2 separate regions of the Homo sapiens genome follow, and region 1 is linked to region 2. A link is an interaction called in ENCODE POLR2A ChIA-PET data of the cell type or tissue named here. Cell type or tissue: OCI-LY7. All regions are shown on one strand.

Region 1 (8,000 bases), 88 kb after region 2:
CATTCTATATTTAAAATATCTTTTCCAAATTCTTTATAATGATCCTGTATTAGCTTTATTATGATAAAAAAGCCTTATTAATTTTTCAAGGTCAATACAAGTCTTGTTTTTTCTGACACTGCACCCTATGCCTCAAATCCAGTTTTGTCCCCTGTCTCTTGAACTCCTACAGCAGTCATAGACTGTATGACGCATTTAGCCCCTTAATTATAGACTGTATTGAATTCATCACTAATTGTTGCATATATTAGCAAGATCATCCCGTTACATTTTTTTCCTGTGTGTCCAAAATTCTTAGCATAGTTTTAAGTACCTAGTAGATGCTTAGTAATGGCTTTCTGATGATAAACTAATCACATTTATGCATGAACACACATGAAACTAGCATGGATTTGATAGCAAGATATGCATAAAATAAAATATGACTAATAACCAGAGTAATCAGAATTTCATGACTTTTACCCTTACCTATTAATGATATAGGACCTCTAGCACCCTCATAAATGCCTCCCTCCAAGATTTATTCCGGGAGTCACCAAATTGTGTTTGATGTGTGCCCACTAATGCATTCCACTGCTACATGACACCTGTCTTTTTCTTCCTGTGCTGTTTGCTGCCTCTGCAGTTGCACGTTGGTACCTCCTGTCAGATATCAGAGGTCTGCCTCTTTGCCCGACACTACCATCTCCTTGGTCTTATGCTATCCTGCTAGATACATTGCTGATATTCAGGGACTGTTGATGTGTCCCAGCTCCTTTCTCCCCATGTATTATGTCTTGTGTGAGCATCAAAGCAGAGCTTATCACTTCGTTTTTAGTGAAAATCATTCTTTAGTTTCTTTGTTGTAGCTCCTCTGTCTCTGTTATGAGTTCTTGGAGCTGGGCTGGAGGAGCAAACCAAGTCTTTAGAAGGGACTGTGCTCAGGATCACTTCTCTTGTTCAAGGCTGTGTTTATGCCAAGTTCTTTTTTTTGAGACAGAGTCTTGCTCTTTCACTCAGGCTGGAGTGCAGTGGCACGATCTCCTCACTGCAGCCTCCTCCTCCTGGGTTCAAGTGATCCTCCCACCTCAGCCTCCCAAGTAGCTGGGACTACAGGCATGTACCACCATGCCCAGCTAATTTTTGTATTTTTAGTAGAAACAAGGTTTCATTATGTTGGCCAAGCTGGTCTTGAACTCCTGACCTCAGGTGATCCACCTGGCTCAGCCTCCCAAAGTGCTGGGATTACAGGCGTGAGCCACCAGGCCCAGCCAGTGGGACCAAGCTTTTCTGCCTCACATTAGCAGGGATGATTATTCCCCTAAAGTATTCTGTAGTCCCTCATACAAACATTCCTTGGGGTTACCAAATGTGACTCCTGGTGGCAGGGATGGTTTAGGTTCTAGCTTGCAATCCACTGTACCTGTAAAGTACAACAGGTAAAACATTACAATTCAAGAGTCTCAAAGTAGCAAATCATAACTCAGAGTATTATCTTGCCTCGCAGACAAAATAAAAACTTTACTTATTCTTGTTTTTTATGTCTGGTTGTAATAGAACCCAGTGTGAACTTTAAGCCTACAGAGAAAGGAGAAAAGACAAATGCACTGTATTTCATTAGTCAAATTGTGCAGTTCTTATTTCTGTAGCCCCTAAACTTGATTAAGCTCTTAGTTGAGCAGATATTGTACATTCTTACCCTCTTTTACAGGGCAGTTCTTTATTAATATTTTGTTATCTTCCTTTTGTCTGAAGATGTGTCTTTGATAGTAATTGGAACCAGACCTTGTCCAAGTTCCTAGCAGAAGTGTGGGTAGATAGGGGGAAAATCCCTATACCTAGGATTGAGCCTCAAGAGCTAAAGCAAGGTCAAGGGGGAAAGGGAAGAGACAGCAAAAATGGGGAGGTAAGGAGAACCAAGGACATAAAGCTTCCACAGCCAGGGTGATGAGGAATGAAAAGATGGCCTTCTCTACCTGGAATAGTTTGTGAAACAGTAAGAATAACAAAATGCTTGTGTTAGCTTTCTCTTGCTTTAAGTTTCCACTCATGTCTTTTTTTTTTTTTTTTTTTTTTTTGGTGAGTGCTTGAGCTTTAATCCAGTTCTGTGCACCTGAGATCATTTAAGGAAAATAATTTTTTGTAACCCAGAAATCATTTAAGAAAGATAATTTTTTTGTAACCCACCTAGATGTGATCTTGCCCTTGTGCAGTACTTAGTTGACAGTGACTACTCAAGTAGGTACTGTTGACTGTCAACTCCTTAGGGATTCAGGTACTTGATTGCCAGCTCCTCGGAGGGTGAGCTAGGAGTAGGAGACCCAAGACACCACTGCAGAGCAGTGGGAATAAATGGGGTAGAGAGAGGTAATGAAATATCACTAGGACAGTTGTCACCGGACATAGAATTCCCTTGACTTAGTTTACTGAGTCCTGCTTTGAAATCTAGAAATAGAAAACAACCAGGAATGGGGATAACTGGAGAAATGCTCCCTTAGATCTCTTTGCCGGGACCTCATCATGATCTAGAGATACAGGAGTCCTTGCTCTTTTCCCAGAGAGTCTTAGCTTTTGAGCAGCAGAATCAGGAGTTAATCTAGGACTCTCTCTGCTCCCAGACTCATGTATTCACCACTACACTGGGATGGTTTTTTTTTTTTTAAACAGTCATTTGTTTATTGTTTGCCTAAGTGCATTTGTTTTTGTAAGCTCTCATTCCCCATACAAAGTATATGAAAATTGCATTGTAGTGATTTTCACCCACTTTCACTGATTGGCAGCTTCAAGCACTAACCTTGAAGCTTAATTTGATGCTTAATGTTGGAGCAGGAGCAATATGACCACAGAATTCTGGTATTGTTGATTGGCTCTGCTTGCTTTGGTAGAGTCAACTTAATTCAGTCCATTAAAAGTTTTAAGTCTAGTAAGATTTTGAATCTCTTTAATTCTGTGTACACAAATGCTCCATATTATTTATTGTATGAAATTCAGATTCACTGTTCTTTTGTAGTTAAAATAGTTTGCCTAGAATGAATAATGATCACCCAAAATTTATTCTGCATACCAAAATAATTAAGATAATTTTTATCTCATTTAATTAATATTACTGTTAATTCTCATTAGCCTTAAAAGTAACTTACTAGAAAAATAACCTAAAATGTTAAATAAGAAATAGTAAGATTGCTACCTTAAGGCCTTAGAAGGCAAAATGGAAAAATTCCACAGATTTACCTTTGGAAATTATGTTAAGTCCTGAAATTTTGAGTTCTATTTTGAGTTACTTTTAGGCTCATTACTATGCAGGATTCTGTTTGGGGAATACTGAGCATTTTGTGTCTTACAGAATTTCTTTTTGTATAGTTATGTCTTATTACACTTCTGAATGGGGGGGCTCAATACATTTTAAGGACTTTTTCATACACACACACACACGCGCACAGACACACACACGTAATAAAAAGCCAAATATATATGTCAAACAATTTTTTTCTTTTGCAGAATTAAATGTGAGGGAGTCTGACGTAAGAGTTTGTGATGAGTCATCATGTAAATATGGAGGAGTCTGTAAAGAAGATGGAGATGGTTTGAAATGTGCATGCCAATTTCAGGTGAGGAAACCCAGCCTATTTTGAAAAGTTTTATATTCTTCGTATTTTATAATTCTAAATTCTTCAAATTAAAAAACCTAAAACACCTTGAACCCCATAAAGAAATTGGGGTCACAGCCCCTCAGTTCTTTTTTGTCAGATGATGCCCTGTTATTTGTATCTTCCATACTGCTTGCATGGAATTGAGAGGACAGATTGACAATAATAGATGTGACAATTCTTTGAAAAAAATGTCAAATTTCTATTTAAATGTAAGGTATAATTGTCACTGAAAGGAAAGAGGTACAGGTTGAACTAGAGTCTCTTATTTTAAATGTTGGCATCTTTTTCCTTTTCTTCTCCTTCTAGTCTGTCTCTTTCCCTTCCATTCTTATTTGTTGCTGTCTCATCTCTTCAGGCCACAGAACTTGACTGACTTGGAGACTCGGGGTAAGTCAAGGTTAGAGCTCGAATAGCAAGTGGAACCTCAAACTAAGAGTGTAAATATTTTTGCTTTTCAGATGCTCTTTTAGTTGTGATTCTGTTGTCTAAAAAAGTAAAACAAGGGAAATAGTTATATTTAATTCTTTCTTTTTATTTTCTGTGGTTAAATGGTAATCAGACTTCAGAATGTTTCTTACAAGATGGTCTCTGATGGTTGATTTGATATGAGGCGAAAAAGGAACTAGAATTTTTTTTCCACTCACAATTTTATTCTAAACGTACCCACCATTTGGGTTTTGAGGGGAAGAAAGGGCACAGAAATCAGAAACGAAAGCATAGGAGAGTTAGTATTTCTGGTAACCCTGTGACCTCAGGCAAATTTCTGTATGAGCTCAGGTAATTTTCTTGGCATCAGTATTCTATCTGAAAAGTGAAGGCACGTTTCCTACCCTTACTTATGATACTGTAAATGAGAATCAAAATTGGAAAGAAAGCTTGCATATGAAACATCTTTGAAAACTGTAAACCATCAGGTGGTTTATTTTAATTAAAAGAAGTGGAGAGTTTAGGTAAAGGAGGAAGGGTATGTAGGTATACTGTTGTCCAGCCAGTTTCTTCATGGTTGAAAGGGGCTTTACATTCAATTACGTAGAATGATAGGAGGGTTTCTCTTGGGCATTTTTATATCAGCCACCTTCTGCCAAGCTTTCTTAGGTAGCTTTTGGCTGGCTTCAGATCCCTGCTGCCTGTTGGCTGGAGACATCATTTCTTTGCCAAGAGCACCTTTCCATAGAGCTCTGCATAGCATGGAAGGTGACTTTAGCCAGAATGAAATGAGAAGTCGGTGATAATTTGAACTGTTTTCCCCCTGAACCTAATGTGTCATTTTTCTCTGACTGCTTTCAAGATTTTTTCCTTACTGTTTTTGACTATTAAGTACTGTGGTATGGTTTTTCTTGAACTTATCATGCTTGGGGTTGGCAGAACTTCTGAAATCTATTTGTTACTCAGTTTAAGAAATATTTTGTCATTATTTCTTAAAATTTTTTTTCTGCTTATTATTTCTTATAATCTGGGACTTCCATGATGTGTTAGACCTTTTGATACTGTCTCAAGGTCCCTGATACTCTGTTCATTTTTTTCCCAAATTTTTTCCTGTTCTTTACATTAGATAATTTTTATTGATCTGTCTTCAGGTTCACTAATCCTTTCTTCTGTCATCTCCATTCTTCCCATCCAGTGAGTTTTTAATTGTAGATTTTTTATGTTTAGAATTTACAGTTTCTGTTTACCTGCTGGGATTTCCTCTTTTCATTCACTGTAAGCATATTTTCCTTGAGCATAGATGTTATTGCCGCTTTAAAATATGTCTGCTAATGTCCATATCTAGGACATCCTCAGGTATTGCCTCTGTTGATTGTTTTCTCATGTGAGAATGGACCATATTTTCCTGTTTCTTCACATTAGAGTAACTTTGAATTTATCCTATACATTGTGAATCATATGTTTTAGAGTGTGTGAGTTTTGTTATGTTCCTTTGAAGATTATTGTTATTTTTGAAACCGTTGGCTGAATTCAAACTGCAGATTCTGCCTTACTTGTGGTGGGCAGCAACACAAGTATCAATTCATTTCTTTTAGCCTCACTGGGGCTACTTGGAGTCTGCCCCATGTGTGGTTTAGGGGTCTGCCAGAAACGTGCTCTGAGTTTATACGCGGAAACTGGGACTCCCCTCGAACTCTCTCCTTTCCGAGATTTCCCTCTCACTTTTTAGTGGCTGTGATTGTCCTCAAGTCTGTTATCTGGTTCATTAAAAGAAAGGTGGTGGGTTTTGTTGTTGAAGATTTAGTCATCCTGTGTGGGGAAGACCGGGGCTGTTCTCCTCTTCAGCTGCTGTGTTTCCTTAGGTTAAATTCCTTGAGGTGGAATTGTTGGGCCAGTGGATACTCATGTGCAGATTAACATTATCACCAATAGCCTCATATCAGATGTCCTGTTTCCCCTCAACCTTTTGATAGTGGATTTTGTTGGTCCTTTTAAATTTACAAATCTGAAAGGCAAAAACAATTTTTATTTGCATTTGATTACTAGAGAAATTGAAAATGTGCTGTATATTTGTTACCATTTTTTTTTGTGAATTAATATTTCATATTCTGTGTCTAGTTTCTGGGGTATTTTCTTTTTCCCTCATGTTGATTTGTAAAGACATGTGTATGCATATATACATACTCTGTGCAATACAATATTGGAATATATATATATTGCTTACTATGCTGAGCATTTGATATTCATTAACTCATAAACTCTCAAGAGAACCTGCTGCTTTGATTTATTTATTTATTTTTATTTATTTATTATTATTTTTTGAGATGGAGCCTCGCTCTGTTGCCAGGCTGGAGTGCAGTGGTGCGATCGTGGCTCACTGCAACCTCCGCCTCCCGGGTTCAAATGATTCTCCTGCCTCAGCCTCCCTAGTAACTGGGACTGCAGGTGCATGCCACCACACCCAGCTAATTTTTGTGTTTTTAGTAGAGACGGGATTTCACCATGTTGGCCAGGATGGTCTCGAACTCTTGACCTCGTGAACCGCCTGCCTTGGCCTCCCAAAGTGCTGGGATTACAGGCATGAGCCACCGCGCCTGGCTACTTTGATTTATTTTTAAAAAGAGTAATGTATGCCCATAGTAAACAACTTGAACAATATAAGAAGATATGTAGCAAAAAAAGCTTCCACTCCAGACTGTCAACTCTTCTCAAAGGCAACATCTGTTACTTCTTGCATTTCCTTCTAGAAGTATTTTGTGTGTATATAAATTTGTTTAATTCCCCTTTTAAATATTAAATCATTTAATAGTATTTATCTTGGAGATTGTTCCTTTCCAGGAACAATAGATTCCAAAGAACTCTATATTTTAAAGAAGTTATCCTAATTTCATTTTTTTGTTTTTCTTTTTAACACTATGTATTTTTAATTGACAAAAATAATTGTATATCTTAGTTTCATTTTCATTTTGTTTATATTTTAGACACAAAGAAATTTCAGATTTTCACCTTATATTTATCTGTCTTTTTTTTTGTTTGAGACGGGGTCTCACTCTGTTGCCTAGGCGGGAGTGCAGTGACACAATCATAGCTTACTGTAGCCTTGACCTCCTGGGCTCAAATGATCTTCCCACCCCAGCCTCCTGAGTAGCTGGGACAGCAGGTGTGCATCACCACACCTGGCTGATTAAAAAAATTTTTTTTTGTAGCGCCAAGACCTCTAGGTTGCCCAGACTGGTCTTGAACTCCTGGGCTCAAGCAGTCTTCCCACCTTGGCGTCCCAAAGTGCTGGGATTACGGGTATGAGCTGCTATGCCCAGCCCTGCTTTTCTTCATTTTTTGAGAAAAGTATTTCCCTGAAACTCTAAGATTATAAAGAAATAGCCTTTTTGACGTTTTAAAAAATATACTTGAACAGCTAGAAAATCCTTCCATGATCTGTCTGAATTCCTTGCATTTTTACCTTGTGGCAAAGCAGGGAAGGAAAATATGTTGGGAGTTGACACCATTAGACATTTATCCAGTGCTTACTTGTGCTGGGTATGAGACTAGATGCTGAGGATGTAAAGATGTTTAAAGACTGGTTCCTTGCCTTGTAGGAGCAAACTGCCTCAGGGCTTACAGTATAGTTTGATCTTGCTGCCGAGTGAACCTTCCTTTGACCATTCTGCCTTCCTTTATAAGATTATAAATCTGTTCAGGGTAGACTTAGGTTATTGCCAGCTTAAAAATAATGACCTGACATGCCCATTAAACCCTTCTCTGCTGGATGCTTTAGCAGTATCTTTCAATTCATTTTAAAAACTTGCTTATGATTCAGCATGCTTTTAGTGCTAAATAGAAGCTTTCTGGGACATTATTTAAATACATTTTAACAGATAACAGGATTTTAAATAAAAATTCAAATTGTTTTTTTTTTTAGTCTGCTAATAAGAGCTATTATCTTGC
Region 2 (8,000 bases):
AACCACTGCCTCCCTGGTTCAAGCGATCCTCCCTCCTCAGCTTCCCAAGTAGCTGGTATAATTCCAGCATGTGCCACCACACCCAGCTAATTTTTGTATTTTTAGTAGAGATGGGGTTTCACCATGTTGGCCAGGCTGGTTTCAAACTCCTGAGCTCAACTGATCTGCCCACCTCGGCCTCCCAAAGTGCTGGGATTACGGGAGTGAGCCATGATGCCCAGCCTGCCTTGGTAAATTCTTTTTACCAACTGCGTCACCAGCCTCAGATAGTTGCAGCAACTCATTCTTAAATCTAAGTTTATTCTGAATCTATTTTATTTTCTTTCACTGTTATCTATTATTAGTATTCATTTCACTTGATAACATCTATTTCCAGAATCAAAATAGAACTGAGACAAGGAGAGAGAAAGAAAAAATACATAATGTAGTATTACAGAGTTAGGAATAGGGTTAATTAGTCAAAAAAAAGTTTGCAATAGAATTAAATAAGTTGCACGTACTGACAAATATAGGAAAAGAAGTATTTCTCTGGAGGAAAGGAAGCAGATCTTGGAGGAAGTCTTTAGAGAGAAAAAAATGAGCTGAGAGCACTAATTAGCTGTATATGACCTCAGGGAAGTCACTTAACCTCTCTGGGGATGATTCTATTTTACAGATTTTTTTTGGTATGTTAAATGAAAGAATTGAATTAAATGAGCTCAGAGCATCCTATTAAAGTACAATATGATAATTAATATTCCCAAGTCATCCAGAAAAGTCTAATTTGTGTTCTCTGTATTTTGTTTAATAAAGCTGAGAAGTTTGGAAAACATTTATTTGTCATGATAAATTGTTATTGATACATTGAGTGTCCACCTCGTGCAAGTAGTGTCCTAGGCAATATACTTTCATTGTCTTGTTTAATTTATACTTTAATTAATTAATGGATTTTATAACTTGAATAATTGGATCAATTAAAAATGTCTTAAAATAACGTGTATGTATATATATTATATATCTTTATTATCATAAAAATGTAATATTATTGCAGAAAACCAGGAAAATAGAGAAAATCATATACAAAAAAGTAATTCTGTCACTCTGAAAGCAACTATTAACATTTTGAAGCATATCTGTTGAATAGAGACAAATATTAGTTAAGATTTTTTAAAATAAAATTGAGACCAAATTCAACATATTTCTATCCTGTTTCTATTTTCAAAAACATGCTTTTTCAGTAACCATATAGTATTCCATTTTATAAATATAAAGGACTAGATAATCCTTTTGGTTGGCCATAAATAAAAGTTTTGACACCAATGATGTAAACTTTAGTTACACCAAAAATTCCCCAGGGCAATGTCGCAGTCAGGGTCCCCAGAGGAAACAGATGGCAAACAGCAAGAGGGTAATTTGAAAAGTGTTAAATACAAGAACTATTTACAAAGGAGTGGGCAGGGATTAGGGGAACCAGAAGTAATAATGTAGTATGTGATAGCACTGTTGATGGTACCCCTTAGCTTGGAGGAGCGAGAGGAGGCAGCAGTTCCTAGAACTTGGAGACAAAGAAACCTCCATGGAGACAGCTGCCTGACAAAAGCTGTAGCTGGCACTTGGTTGAGGGAGTAGCCAGCGTGCAGCGACCCAGCTTGGAGGTGCAGGGGATAAACACCTTGACACCCTCATTTGCTCTGAGGGCCAGGGAGGCCAGGGAGATGTTGGTGTAGTCCACACAAATCAGCCTGCTTAGCCACAAGGCATGGCAGAGAAACGTGAAGAGTGCACCAGGAGGAGCAAATGGAGTTCTGAACACACACTTTTACTTTGATCACGCTTACTTGGCAGAATTCATCTTTGTAATGACTTGATCTGGGAGTCAGAGATAGTTTCTCTTAAGAAGTGATGTTAAATCTGAGACCTAGAGGATGTGTAGTTGCTAAGAATATGAAGAACAAGGAAAATAATACATGAAGTAGGGGGAATAGTATGTGCAAAGTCCCTGTGGTAGAAGGGTGTTTTTAAGGAACTGAAAGAAGGCCAGTGGGTAAGACAGAAAGACAAAGTGGATAGAACAAAGTAAAATAGAGTGAAGATTTTGGCAGGGCAATATTGTAGGTCCCACTAAGGATTTTGGTCTTTAACCTTGAAATGAAAGTAAATCATTGACAGGTGTTAGGATCAAATGGCAGATTAGATTTGCATATTAAGAATATTATTATTCTGCTCTGGGGAGAATGGATTGGCAGACAAACAAAAATGAAATTGAGGTGAGTATAGTATTAATCCAGGTAAAAGTTTGGATTAAGGTGCTGGTAGAGATGGTGTGACACAGACAGGTTTGAGAAATGTGCGGGACATAACATTGACAAAACTTGATAATATATTGGATATGAGAATGTAAGGGTGGGGATAGTGTCAAATAAATCTACCAGATTACTATGCTTGCTTATAAAACTGGATGGATGGAGCCGGACACGGTGGCTCATGCCTGTAATCCCAGCACTTTGGGAGGCCAAGGCAGGTGGATCATCTAAGGTCAGGAGTTTGAGACCAGCTTGGCCAACATGGTGAAACCCCATTTCTACTAAAAATACAAAAATCAGCTGGGTGTGGTGGCACGTGCCTGTAATCCCAGCTACTCAGGAGGCTGAGGCAGGAGAATCGCTTGAACCCGGGAGGTGGAGGTTGCAGTGAGGTGAGATCATGCCACTGCACTGGGCAACAGAGCAAGACTCTGTCTCAAAAAAAAAAAAAAAAAAAAGCAAAAACAAAAAACTGGATAAATGAAAAGCTTTTTGGAATTGGGAAATTATAAAATGGTGTATATAGATAGATAGTTGGCTATTTCTTTTCTTTTTTTTTTTTTTTCAGACAGAGTCTTGCTCCGTCGCCCAGGCTGGATTGCAGTGGCGTGATCTCGGCTCACTGCAAGTACTGCCTCCCAGGTTCACGCCATGCTCCTGTCTCAGCCTCCCGAGTAGCTGGGACTACAGGCGCCCGCCACCACGCCCGGCTAATTTTTTGTATTTTAGCCTGTGAAACAGGGTTTCACCGTGTTAGCTAGGATGGTCTCGATCTCCTGACCTCGTGATCCGCCCGACTCGGCCTCCCAAAGTGCCAGAATTACAGGCGTGAGCCACCGCACCCGGTCAGTTCGGCTATTTCTTAATGAGTTAGAGACCATATGTTCTAGAAATAAAGTGGTTGTGAAGCTGAACAATGAGAACAGAAACCATTTCTACAATTTAACACTTGTTAAGCAATCAGAGGAGTGGTAGGTGTCAGGAGGAAGAACTGGGAGAGAGAGGTTAGAGGACTGACATGAAGCAGACATTGAGGAAAGAGGAATTTATGCAATAATGGCCCAGGTTGCTGCAGATGTGAGAAAATATTCAACTTTTGAGAAAACATAATAGAAAAAAAATAGTTTGGCACAAAAATACAAATAAGCAAGCAAAACAAAATTACTACTTTTCTTCCCCTCCCTCCCCCACTCCCTTTTCTCTTTCTCTGTCCCTGGGGACCAGCGTTAAGGATCAATGGTCTGCCTTCGACAGTCCCCATCCCTAGCTATTTGCTCCTTTGTTGAGTGCCCCCTTTCCTCACCTTATCTTATGAAAAGCGTTCCAACCCTCCTAGACTGTGAGCTCCTAGAAAGCGGACTTAGCCTATTTTTGTATGCTATATATCACATAGCCTACTGTACAGAGTAGCTGCTCATTTGTGTTTCTTATATTGAGGTAAATCTGAATCTTACCTGGGCCAAACTCTGCGTTAGGATCTGGGTATTCAACTGTCAGGGGACTCAAGTGTGAGCAAGACCTTGTCTCTACCATCCTAGATCATACAGTCTTAGGAGGACATTGACACTAAAAAAGGCCATTACATGACCCTCAGATGAATGCGCATGGGGTAAGTACGGGTCCTCTGGATAACAGAGGAGCATGGAATGGTAACCCTAGAGACAACCTGGTGCCATTCCTGCTAGATACCGACATCTCCTATATGAATTTTGGTGGTGGGGTGAGGGGATAGGGAAATGGGGGCTGTGAGCAAGGAGGGAGGTTCCAGGAACATCTTTCACATCCCCTAGTCCCCATTTCCTTCATGAACTGCTGTATCCATCAAGTGCGGGTACGCAGGGAGCACAGTCGTTGTGCCAGGTGGGTGCCAGCACACAGCAGTCATTGACATTGTACAGACTTCTGGAGTAAATGGAGGGATGGATGAAACACTTGTGCAATCGAAATTTTTGCGACTCCTTCCATTTGACAAGTACGGTCCACGCCATTCATTCCCCAACCCAAAGCCCGCGAAGCCCCGCAGCTTACACAGAGGCCCCGCCCAACCGCCCCGCTCTGCGCGCTCCCTCAGCTCCAGCGCAGCAGCTCTGGGAGACACGCTGAACGGTAGTCAAGTTCCGGGTCACAGTGCGCTTGCGTAGGAGGAGCCAGTGGCGAAGAAGGGGAGGAGCTCGCGAAGCTTAGACTGCAGTGACGAGGAAAACGTGGATGGGATAGGAGCAGGAAAACCTCTAGGGCTCTGTGGGGTTAGCGCTCTTGGGGCCGTTTAGTGGGTGTCCCGGGGGTACTCAAAGAGAACCCGTCAGAGACTGACCTTAGTTTACACACGATGCGTCTTTTACTGCTCACATCGAGTCTATTGATTTTGCTTTTTTTTTTTTTCAATTACTTTAGTGGTCAAGAATTGCTGCTTTGCAGTGAGACAGATCCAGATTCCAGTGTCTGGTGTGACTGTGTGTGGCCTTGGGCAAGTTATCTGTCCAAGTTTCAATCGCTACCTGTATCAAATGTAGTTGATTGTAGTTGTGTGCATCACAGGGATTTTGTGAAGATTAAATGACGTCGTATGTATCAAGGGCTTAGCGCACTGCCTGGTACGCAGAAAAAGCCCAGTAAATGGCAAGTGCTATTATAACCATTATCATGAGGTTGGAGGATCGCTTGAGCCTGGGAGGTTGAGGCTGCAGCGAGCAGTGATCGCCCCACTGCCCTCCAGCCTGGGCAACAGAGTAAAACCCTGAAAAAACAAAACAAACAAACAAAAGCCCGGGGGAAACAAATCAAATGTCCCCGTATAAATGATAAACAAAATGTGGTATATACGGAACCTTATTCAGCCTTTAAAAAGAGTGAAATTCTGATGCAAGTTACAACATGGACAAACCTTGAAGACACTATGCTAAGTGAAAAAAAACATACACAAAAGAACACATGTTGTATGATTCCAGTTACATGAAGTATCTGGAATAGTCAAATATTATACACAAAGACAGATGAATAGAATAATGGTTACCTGAGGCTGCAGGTAGGGCAGAAATGAGGAGTTAGTGTTTAACAGGTGCAGAGTTGAGGATGATGAAAACGTCTGGATGGATGGTGAAAATGGTTGCACAGCCATGTGAATGCACTTAATGCCACTGAACTGTACACTTAAAAATGGTTAAAATGGGCCGGGCGCAGTGGCTCACGCCTGTAATCCCAGCACTTTGGGAGGCCGAGGCGGGTGGATCACGAGGTCAGGAGTTCGAAACCAGCCTGACCAACGTGGTGGAACCCCGTCTCTACTAAAAATACAAAAATTGGCTGGGCGTGGTGGCGCGCACCTGTAATCCCAGCTACTCAGGAGGCTGAGGCAAGAGAATCGCTTGAACGCGGAAGGCAGAGGTTGCAGTCAGCCGAGATCGCGCCACTGCACTCCAGCCTGGGCGACAGAGCAAGACCTCAAAACCAAAACAAAACCAAAAAATGGTTAAAATGGTAAATTTTATGTATATTTTACCACACAAAGAAAAGGAGAGGAAAGAAGCCCAGGAGCAGGCAGCGCACAGCGGGAGTGCATGGCAGCTCAGCTCAACAATGCTCTCAGGCGCTTAGGGTCCTTCTATCTTTCAGTTTACCACTCCCAGCATGTGACTTTTGTCCTTGTGGTCATAAGATGATTGCTGCTTCTCGAGGAATTGTGTGCATGTACTAGATAAGAAAAGCCAAAAGTCATCTTCTTGTGAAGTTTTATATTTTCATTCAAGAAAAGGAGCCTAAGGGAATACCCGCCTGCTACTCATTGACAGGAATTTTATCAAGTTGACCTCTCAACAGGAGTCTGGGAAAGTTACTTTTCAAGTGTCTAAAGTATAGAATGGCACAATAAAGGGGAGCTGTGAGGTCCCCCTTATCATGCCATTCTATAGATACTTGAAAGGTAATTTCAAGTATCTAAAGTATAGAATTTTCAAGTACAGAAAATTTGAGGCCGGATGTGGTGGCTCATGCCTGTAATCCCAGCACTTTGGGAGGCCAAAGTGGGCGGATCACCTGAGGTCAGGAGTTTGAGACCAGCTTAGCCAATATAGTGAAACCCCATCTCCATTAAAAATACAAAAAAATTAGCCGGGCATGGTGGTGCGAGCCTGTGGTCCCAGCTGCTCCGGCGGCTGAGGCAGGAGAATCGCTTGAACCCGGGAGGCGGAGGTTGCAGTGAGCCGACATCGCGCCACTGCACTCCAGCCTGGGAGACAGAGAGAGGCTTTGTATCAAAAAAAAAAAAAAAAAAAAAAAAAAAAAGGAAGAAAATTTGAGTAGCCAAATTTTCAGGGAATGTCCCACAAACATAGAGGTTTATTTTGCTTTTTTCCATAAATGTGCTTATACTGCATATTATTTTTTGCAACTTGCTATTTTTTCTTAGCAATATGAATTAGAATTCCTCAGTTCCTTTAGCTGCTGCAAAATACTCTTGTTTCTAAGGCACACTTTTTTATTCACATTTTATGATCTCTCAGATTGGTATGCATCTTACAGTTGCTGTCAGCTAGCAAGGCAGCAATAGTGATGTGGTTGTCATTGCCTGCTGGGTATGCATCAAAACTTGCAGAATGGAGGTTAGCAGCCTGGCATATTGATGATTCTGAGTCTAAACATTATACAGAAGGTTCAGACTCTGAGAAGAGGATTTAGCTATATGGTAATCAATTTATTTCATGAATCCTTTTAATTTATGCATAAGGATAATATGGAACTAAAGATGTCTTAAGCCTTAATTAGCTTTTTCAATAAGTATAAAATAAAAATTATAAATGGCAAGAAAGCTTTGTGTCATAGCTTAATTAGGATCATTTTTCTTTCTTAATGATGTATGAAATAACGAAGGCTATAGCGGGTCACATCCTCGAGTTAATGAAATACAGTGTTCTTTTTTTTTTTTTTGAGACCGAGTCTCGCTCTGTGGCCCAGGCTGGAGTGCAGTGGCGCGATCTCGGCTCACTGCAAGCTCCGCCTCCCGAGTTCACGCCATTCTCCTCTCTCAGCCTCCTGAGTGGCTGGGACTACAGGCGCCCGCCACTACGCCCGGCTAATTTTTTGTATTTTTAGTAGAGACAGGGTTTCACCGTGTTAGCCAGGATGGTCTCGATCTCCTGACCTCGTGATCCGCCCGCCTCTGCCTCCCAAAATGCTGGGATTACAGGCGTGAGCCACTGCGCCCGGCCGAAATACGGTGTTCTAAATATGACTATTCCATAGCTTATTTAATCATTTCCTTTTTGATAGAAGTTAGGTTTAATGATGCTTTAGGAAACCCTTGTGCATGCCCTTTTTTGCATATGTGAAAGTAGTCGTTCTCTAGATACCTAGGAATACACATTTTAACATTCTGAGAGCAACTGCCCTTTAAAAAGCTCCTATCGATTTACACTTCCATGAAAGAACCCATTTTTTCCAAACAGTTTTACATTTTGGTCAATCTGGTATCTGAAAATAGTACATCATTGTTTTGATTTTGTCTTTTAGTGTTGTTAAGGGTGTCTATAACATAGAAGCCAATTTTTAAAAATCAACTTTTTATTTTTGTGTAGTTTTAGATTTACAGAAAAACTGTGAAGATAGAACAGAGTACTCCTATATATCCCACACCTAGTTTCTCTATTGTTAATATCTTACATTAGAATGGTATCTTTGTCACAATCAATGAACAAATATTGATACATTATTATTAACTAAAGC

What was found. ChIA-PET counts read pairs that join two places held together with the same protein. Peaks named below come from ENCODE experiments on the same cell type or tissue, not always from the same donor. Only the 100,000 strongest peaks of a DNase experiment are listed, where the experiment ranks them.
Region 1: POLR2A ChIA-PET joins it to region 2 with 5 read pairs; 3 of 35 experiments call an interaction of 5 or more read pairs at or near these places.

What each region holds. Positions count from the first base shown.
Region 1 is chr9:100,495,288-100,503,287 of GRCh38, forward strand. It overlaps MSANTD3-TMEFF1 (MSANTD3-TMEFF1 readthrough), which reads left to right. Exons shown (of 10, transcript NM_001198812.1): 2 at 3,478-3,587. It overlaps TMEFF1 (transmembrane protein with EGF like and two follistatin like domains 1), which reads left to right. Exons shown (of 10, transcript NM_003692.5): 2 at 3,478-3,587. Among named protein-coding and RNA genes, the nearest start is that of TMEFF1, 26 kb to the left of the region's middle. In OCI-LY7, no CTCF peak of the experiment used is centred here; no DNase peak of the experiment used is centred here; H3K4me3 peaks cover 356 bases.
Region 2 is chr9:100,407,385-100,415,384 of GRCh38, forward strand. No RefSeq gene overlaps it. Among named protein-coding and RNA genes, the nearest start is that of MSANTD3, 16 kb to the right of the region's middle. RefSeq lists a silencer at 4,248-4,337. In OCI-LY7, no CTCF peak of the experiment used is centred here; a DNase peak (open chromatin) is centred at 4,407; H3K4me3 peaks cover 1,437 bases.